Linked DNA regions of Homo sapiens: region 1 is linked to region 2. Evidence: chromatin loops called from intact Hi-C (ENCODE). Cell type or tissue: mammary epithelial cell. All regions are shown on one strand. Links, peaks and the distances in the headings refer to the core of each region. The heading gives the core; the rest is flanking DNA.

Evidence for each region. A loop is a pair of places that touch in the nucleus more often than their neighbours do. Peaks named below come from ENCODE experiments on the same cell type or tissue, not always from the same donor. Only the 100,000 strongest peaks of a DNase experiment are listed, where the experiment ranks them.
Region 1: a loop joins it to region 2, with 12 times the contacts of the local background. A loop is called at or near these places in 1 of 110 quality-filtered maps.

What each region holds. Positions count from the first base shown.
Region 1 is chr11:36,865,918-36,870,316 of GRCh38, forward strand. No RefSeq gene overlaps it. Among named protein-coding and RNA genes, the nearest start is that of RAG2, 270 kb to the left of the region's middle. In mammary epithelial cell, for the core only: no CTCF peak of the experiment used is centred there; no DNase peak of the experiment used is centred there.
Region 2 is chr11:36,772,965-36,777,363 of GRCh38, forward strand. The region is part of intron 3 of LOC107984326 (a long non-coding RNA gene); the gene reads left to right. Among named protein-coding and RNA genes, the nearest start is that of RAG2, 180 kb to the left of the region's middle. In mammary epithelial cell, for the core only: no CTCF peak of the experiment used is centred there; DNase peaks (open chromatin) are centred at 1,797 and 2,407; H3K27ac peaks cover 1,001 bases.

The DNA of each region.
Region 1 (4,399 bases), core at 127-4,126, 93 kb after region 2:
ACCAGTGATTAAAGGCACATGCTGAGGGCCCTGGGAATGCTGATTTCAGGAACTCTGGGATGCAAAATGAGTGTCAAAATTGAGGCACAAATCTTTGCTGGCTTGCTGAGAGGAAGTTACTTCTACTCAGCTGTGTAAACAACAACCATATTGGAAATGTCAGAAGGAATGAAATCCTTTTTTGGAGAGGGGCTATTACAAAGACAGCACTAATAGTAAAATTAGAAACGCATTAGCTTTGTTGTATGAGGTCTGTGACAGCATCAATTTTTGGCACCAGAGCAGTCTCTTATGCACATAGGGATAGAACAGTTGACAGGTTTATGATCTTCCCCCATAAAATGGTTATTGCCTCTTGATTCCTCTACCTATATGTCACACAGTTCATAAATTGATTTACAAATCTCATAATAACAAATGCCTATTCTGATCAGCCTGTCAGCCTTTTTAATATTTATATAATTTTCTTTGAAAGAGCTTAGTGAAGTTATTTCCTGGTGTTGGAGGCTGGGGCAGTGATGGTGTAGGGTAACTCAGAGAAGCCTGTGGAGACTGACGGACAGATTTAGTGGCCACTGAGAAAAACAATTGGGTTATACTTGAGAGATGCACTGTGATGAAATGTAACACTGTCACTTCTTTGATCTTGACAGTTTTTGGGAAAGCTATTGAATGCTATGCCAAAAGTATGACTGTGGTGATATTTGGATTGCAGGGGCCTATGGAGTAGGAACTTGTACTCATCAAGGGCAAAACAATTTAAAAAGGGTATTAGCCATGTCAAGTCTCATGTAACCAGCTTGCTGTGTATTTCACATCATGGTGCAAAAAATTATACAGGGCATATGTAGGAAGTCAGGCCAGAGGAAGTACTCAGGGATGTTTAATTTAGAACATTTTGAAGCCAAAGATTTGGAATTCTGTTTCAGACATGTTTCTTGTACTGTTCATGTGTTCCATCATTCATAACTTTGTAATGGGAGGGGCTGCATTATTAGGTGTTTTTTTTTCTTTCTTTTTTTTTTTTTTTAAATGGAGTCTTGCTCTGTCACCCAGGCTGGAGTGCAATGGCACAATCCTTGGCTCACTGCAACCTCTGCCTCCCAGGTTCAAGCAATTCTCCTGCCTCAGTCTCTCAAGTAGCTGGGATTACAAGCACCCACCACCATGCCCAGCTTATTTTTGTATTTTTAGTAGAGATGGGGTTTCATCACGTAGATCAGGCTGGTCTCTAACTCCTGAGCTCAGGTGATCCACCTGCCTCAGCCTCCCAAAGTGCTGAAATTACAGGTGTGAGCCACTGTGCCTGGACTGCATTATTAGTTTTTTAGGGCAGATAAACGTCATTTGACAGGGATGCATCAATATGCAATATTCATTATCCTATCTGCTTATAGTAGCAGGAAATGCAGTTTTTCCTCTGAGAATTCTCTTCTCATAATAAATACAAGAACCTCAGGATGCTAACTTAATCCAGATTGTCAGTCCAAGTTCAGTCTTTCTGACCACAGGCCTGTTCTCTACTGTGCATGCAACTGCTGCCTAGTGCTTCATAGAAAGGCAGACTACCGCGAGGGCCACTCCACAGGGTTTGAGGGAAGACTGACGTGTGGCAGAATGTGAAAAGGATTGGAAGAAAAATCTGTCCTGAGTAATACTCAGGGACAGGTGCCTAATGAGAGCCTTGACTCAGGAGAACAGTTTCTCTAGCCAGACTTTTCAATTAGCTCAACACATTGCCTGAGAGTTATAAGTACATATGTTGTTCAAATATATGGTTTGGCAATGGTCTGAGGTTAGCTTTTTGGCAAATCCAAAAACAATGTCTTGGCACAGATTTATTGTGATTTTATCTCAAGAGACTTGTTAGATAATTTCTGCTAATAGGCCTCAATTGGGGCACCCTAGGTCTTCCCCCACATATTTTGATGTTTGGATACCTTTGAACCTTAGAGGGAAGAGATTAATCTTGATACGACCTCTCAGAGACCCTTTCTGCTCTTATGCACATTTTCATCCCTTCTTGCAAACTTCAGGCTTCACATTTCAGTTAGTAGAGAGGAAAGGTGAAATGCCATCCATCAACAGAGCTGGATTCTACCCTCCCTTCAAAATAAAGGGCAGAGGAGTCCTGCTTTGCTAGTCATTCACCTACATCTGCTGTGTGCCCAAGGTTCTGTTAGGGCACAGTTGTTGGCAAACTAAATAATGTTTTATTGGAACATAGCCAAGCCTATTCCCTTACTATTGTATATAGCTGCTTTTACGCCACAGTGGCAGAGGTAAGTAGTTGTTACGAAGCCCACGTGTGACCTGCAAAGCCTAAAATATTTACTATTTGGCTTTTTGCAGAAAAAAGCTTGGACTCTTGTGTTAGGGACTGGGCATTCAGAAATGAAAACACATTACTGTCCTCACAGGGGAGCCAGCATCCTGAGAGTTATAATGGAATGAAGAACCCAGAGTGCTTGTAAGATAGAACATAGAGTGTTACCTCTGCCTCGGGCCTGGGAAAGGTTCCCCAAGGAGGCCACATTTAACCTGAGTCTTGAATTTAGACTCAGCTTTCAACATGTGGAAAAACGTGAGGCATGCAAGAGAGCATCCAGGCGGTAAGAATACTTTGTGCAATGGCAGGAATGATCGTATCATTCTGGGGAAACTCAGGTGGCTGGAATGTAGGTGTGGAGGGTGATGAAGCTGGAGGTGAGCTGCAGGTTGATCAGCACACTTGGCTAGTACTAGCAGAGAGCTTTGGAAGCTGCACGTGGGCTTTTGATGGGTTCAGGCAAGTGGAGGAGGAATTTTAGCAGTGACATTGGATCTGTCCTTTGGAAAGATTGCAACTTCTGCTAGATTGCAAAGGAGCAAGACTAGAGCCAGGGAAACATTAAAAGACCTGCTTAGGCTGGGCATGGTGGCTCACGCCTGTAATCCCAGCACTTTGGGAGGCCAAGATGGGTGGATCACTTGATGTCAGGAGTTCAAGACCAGCCTGGCCAACATGGTGAAACCCCATCTCTACTAAAAATACAAAAATGAACTGGGCGTGGTGGAGGGCACCTGTAATCCCAGCTACTTGGGAGGCTGAGGCAGGAGAATTGCTTGAACCTGGGAGGCGGAGTATGCAGTGACCAAGATTGCATCATTATACTCCAACCTGTGAGACAGGAGTGAAACTCAGTCTCAAAAAAAAAAAAAAAAGATCTACTTAAAATATATGCATTCTCTGTTGTTCAAAGGCATCTCAGTTGCCTCCTTCAAATAAGTTATCTGTTACACTGATACTGTGTCCTGGTTGTAAGTACTTTAGTGCCAGGTATGATGGTTAATTTTACATGTCAACTTGATGGGACATGAGGTGCCCAGATTAAATATTATTTCTTGGTATGTCTGTGAGAGTGTTTTCAGGTGAGATCAGCATTTGAAACAGTGGGCTGAGGAAAGCAAATGGTCCTCCCCAGTGTAGGTGGGCATGATCCAATCCATTGAGGGCCTGAATAGAGCAAAATTTGGAGGAAGGGGGAATTTACTCTCTCTGCCTGACTACTTGAGCTGGAACATCAGCCTTCTTTAACTGGAACTTACATCATAAGCTCTCTGGTTCTCAGAACTATACCACTGGCTTCCTGGGTCTTCTGATAATGGGACTTCTCAGGCTTCATAATCATGTGAGCCAATTCCTTATAATAAATTACATATCTATTTATCTCATTAGTTCTGTTTCTCTGTAGAGCCACAACTAATACACCAGGTTTGTTTGCATTCAAAGCAAGGGCCCTCAAAAGCACTATTCTAATGGGTCTTTCTATTGAATTAAGTCTCAGCAAAGAGACCTTCTCCATGAAGCTATCTCCTTCCTTGCCAAGGCATATTGCGTACATTCCTATTTTATATTTATTTTATTTTGCTCTAATTATGATTACTCACACCTTACTTACCACAATGCCAAGTGCATAGGAGGTACTCAGGTTTATATTTGATGATTGGAAGAATGACAGAGTGTGGCTAAGCACTGTCTTGGTGGTCTGTGGAGCCAAACTGGGTAATAGGAGAGTTCAGAGACACTGTCAAATGTGCCCCAAGGGGTAGGAGCTCTCCTACCCACGGGGTAGGACAAAGGTTAAGTGAAGTACAGAAATTATGTCATTCTTAGTTCTCTCCTTTGAGTCCCCTTACCCTGTCCCCCAACCACCACCACCACAAAAAGGTACTGAAGAAAATCTGCTTGACTATGTAGGACTCATTAAAAGTCATTTGCAATTTGATTGACATACTCTGGTTGGATCCCATTTCTTTCTCTTTTTATTTTGGAAGATCTGCATCTTATTTTTGTGCTACCAGCAAGTTTCTCATGTTCACTTGCATGGACATCTGTGTGGTAGGCATCTGTTCTGAA
Region 2 (4,399 bases), core at 247-4,246:
GAATTTTGCTGTGAGTTCTCTAATGATTTGTCCACAGTGGAATGTTTTTGAAAGAAAAGAAATTAATTTAAAAAGTTTTATTTTTTTAATGTGGCAACTGGAAAATTTAAAATTGTACATGTTGGCTGGCTCGGTGGCTCATATCTGTAATCCCAGCACTTTGGGAGGCTGAGGTGGGTGGATTGCTTGAGCCTAGGAGTTCAAGACCAGTCTGAAGTACATGGCAAAACCCTGTCTCTACAAAAAATACTGAGGTGGGAGGATCGCTTGAGCCTGGGAGGCAGAGGTTGTAGTGAGCAGAGATTGTGCCACCACACTCCAGCCTGGGTGACAAAGCAAGACACTGTCTCAAAATAATAAAAAAATTATTCATGTGGATCACATTGTATTTCTACCGGACATCATTGGACTGGACCCTGGGTCACCATCATCTCTTGAACCCACCACCCACAATAGTCCATGATTTATTTCTTAAAGTTGCAAAAGCCCCAATTTCTCTGCCTCTGTGCTTTTATTTATGCTATTCAATTTCAGCTGTCAGGTTGCCCCTCTAATCCACACACTGAAATTTTGTCCCTCTTTCAGGCCTAGCTAAAAATACAGTTACCTTTGAAAATATTTTTTAATGCCCCTCCTCAGGTTTTCCATGCTACTTTATTGATATTTCCAGTTTGGAACGTGTATTTTAGGGCTAACAAACCCCTGGCATCCATGCGGATACTGTCCTCTACTTTGTCCATAGCAGACATTGCTAATCTATCACAGCGCTGTCATAGTGAACCTGATCTTTTTATGAGAATCCCCAGTACAGCACTCCAGGCAGCTACTTTCAAAGGATCAGAGGAGAGGCATGGTTTGAAACGTTGAAGTGCATGAATAGACTGGATGCCCTAGAGGTCTAATATTAACTGTGTGAAAATTTCCTGTTCAAGTAGAACTCTCAGGGAGGGATCCAACATCATTGCTTTCAAGAGAGAATGGGTGTGAGGGGCCATATTTTTTGCATAGTATCTTTCTTTTCTTTTCTTCTGATATACCAATTAATTGTTTTACAATCGCTTTGCCATTTTCTGCATCTTTCTTTCTCTCTCTATATGTATATATATAGAATCTATATATATCAATATCTGTATCTATCTATCTATATATAACTTAGGCAATGTGACTCTTTCAAAGCCGATTGGTTGCTGAGGATTCTAGCTAAGGACTATTTTGGGATGTTGTAAGCAATGGAATACCTCCATGCTGAGACAAAGCTCTTCAGTGGTACAAACATAGGAAGCCTCTCTTTTTATCCCTTTTGTTATAAAGGTTGTCTTGGTGATGGGAAAGGTTAGAGTTGGAAGAAAACTGGAGAAGAGAAAACAGTTTTATAAAAGTTTCTTTTTCTCAACCAGGAAGGAAGAAGTATTACTTCTTTCTTCCTGTGGAGTGGGTATTATGTGATTAACATAATTCCCCAACTTTCTTGAGCTAATCATTCATTGCTGATCTTGAACTCCTGGCTTTAAGCAATCCTCCTGCCTTGGTCTCCCAAAGCACTGAGATTACAGGCATGAGCCACCACACCTGGCCTTGTTTTATTTTTCTTTTGTATTTGTGTGACTGATACAGGAGAGGAAGAAATGCCAGGCGCTCTGGCTAAACATCACCACCAAAACCTTTAATACAGATAAAAAGACAACAGCATTACATGATTTGCTTTCAAGGAATGTGAAATCTAGTTGATGAAGTGAGATAAGCAGAAGACAAATTACAGAAGAGTGAAATAACAGGGTGACAGAGCAATAGAATGGATGGATTAGGAAATAATGTTGCCCAACACGTGATGCAGAAACTAAGTGCTATGGCTCATCAGAGAGGAATATCCCTGTTGGGAGGAGTACAGATTTTAACATGAGTGTGCCCTTCTTCAGGAACTCATGCCAAAAGACACATCATAGGTGACACAGTATTGTGGTAATAAAGCCCAGCTCTTGGCCAGTATTAAAGTCAGACCCACTGGATTCCCAGTGTATTGATGCCTTAAAATCCAGTGAGAGGATGCTGGCTCTGGACTTACAGGGCTGTTGGAGAATAATAGAAAGAGAGAATGTTTCTTCTGTTCAGTGAAGAAAAGTGTTTTTTGGCAGATGGAGAAGAGAGGGAAAACCATGTTGGCTACAGGAATCAGATACAGGATTTTTTCTCCTTCAGCTTTCTGGCTTAGCTCTGGCCTCATCAGAACACAGGCCCTTTTCCCTGCTTACTTCCCAAACAATTCTGGCCAAAGGGAAGAGTCTCTGTTAGATTATATCTGGGATGAAGCAGAGCAGAGACACTTATTCCTGAGTGGAATAAGATTCATGATGCCAGGGGTGGGAAGGAACCTGATGTCTTTGGAGATATGACATAGCCTCATAGGAATGTTTCTGTAACCACTGTAGCTGAACTGACAGGGACAATGCCAAGACACGCATAAGAAAACCCAGTAATTAATCTATGGAGACACCTTTGCAACAGATCAAATTCAAGATAAGGTATCTCATGGCATTTCAATTCTGTTTAAAACTGGTATAAAATTGGCATCAGAAAATGACCTCTTTGATGCCAGGGAAGGTCCATAATGCTACTGTGAGCTGCCCCCCTCTCATCAATCTGCCTTAGTCTGTTTTTTCTTTTTAAAAATTTTACTGAATTTTAATTTTTTTCAGCACTGGACTTGAACTGGGGCACAGAAGTTATGAACACTCCCAATGATAAGTGGGGATATCTAGAAACTCAGCCAATGTTATTCTATGTTTTCTAAATCATATGGAAAACATGAAATTCTACATGGACTCCTAAAGAAAGAATTAGATCTGAGTTCAGTTTTTTTTCTTTTTGTATAAACCACTTCTTTTCTCTGCACATCATAAAACAATTAGCCCCATGAAACAATGATATCTATCATTTATTGAGCATTTTAAAAGCACTAACGACAGCATTTAAGTACTTTATACTCATTACCTTGGTCCATCTCCAAAATAACCCCATGAGGTATGTGCAATCATCATTGCAATTTTAAAGGCAAAGAGTGGAGATTTAAGTAAGATTAGGTAATTTGCTCAAGGCAGTTAGTAGCAGAGCCAGATTCAAACTTACGTAGTCTTACTACAAAATCCACACTCTCCACATCTATGTTATACTGTTTCAACTAAAGACTTCCCCAGCTCCCTTTCAACAATAAATGTCAACGATCCTGTGAGTATTTATTTCATTGGGTATTGATAGCAACTACTTTCAGAGCCATGAGGTCTGGGGGATGGTTTTTTCTGACTTGGTTCTCACATTTTATATTTTTTTGAGTTATTCTAATTTGGTGTAGCATAACAAGACATGCAGTCTACTAATATTCACTAATATTTACTTTGTGTTTCAAAGTTAAGAAAAAAAAAAACCTCTTGTCCATGGAATTTGTCCATAGAATTTTTCATTTCATCTTTACAGCAGGCTGTTGGATTAGGAAGTAGGCAAGGTAAATGTTACTATCCTTATTTTGTAAGGGCTTAGAGAGTTAAAACATTTAGCTAAGGTTGCTCAGCTAGTCAATATTGGAGCCAGGAGTGGAATCCTGGTTTTCCTAGCATATTGTGTTACGTTGTTTTGGGATTCTAGGAAAATCCATCTTGTCCTCCTAGATGATGTCCTGGAACACAAGGTAAGAACTTGGAGAAAACCCCTGCCATTATTTCTTCTGAATACTGCGAAAATTCCTTTTCTGCAGTGTCTCAAATGTATTTGAGAGCTTCTGTGTACTCTTGTAGGACAGAATTCCATGAAGCTTAACTGGTATTTGCCAGGTGGCTGAGCCCTGGATGAGAAGCATACAGCACAGGGAAAATGAACTAGAGTAAAACAGCTACATCACAAAGGAGTCCTGATGCAGATTTTTCCTAGGCAGACGCTCCATTGTTCTGTAATGTCCCTTGTTTGTGGGGTGGGCATTGGCCATTTAGCCAGACAGCTTAAGCATGGCAGTGGGGTGGGGGGGTGGGGTGGGGCGCGGGCATCTAAACACAGCCTAGTTACCTTTCTTTGATCACAAGGAGAAACAAGGGTATCAAATACCAGAATACCTGATCGCTGGACAGCATCTCACTGATGGGTTTGCTGACCCAGGCAGCCTCATTGTCATTTTTGAGACACACTTTGTGCTTTCCTCCCACAGATGTGGCTGGAGGCTAAGCATGCATTTCCACCAGACCCTCACTCTGTGGTTTTGGAGATGGGCAAATATTCCTCCTGGATCACCTGCAAACACTCCAGGGCAGCTGGTGTTCATCCCAGATGTCTCATTCCCTGGAAAGTGGTCATTTCATCCATCAAAAATAGCAGAGACAGCAGTGCAACCTGAGGATTTGCCCCAACGATGTCTGTG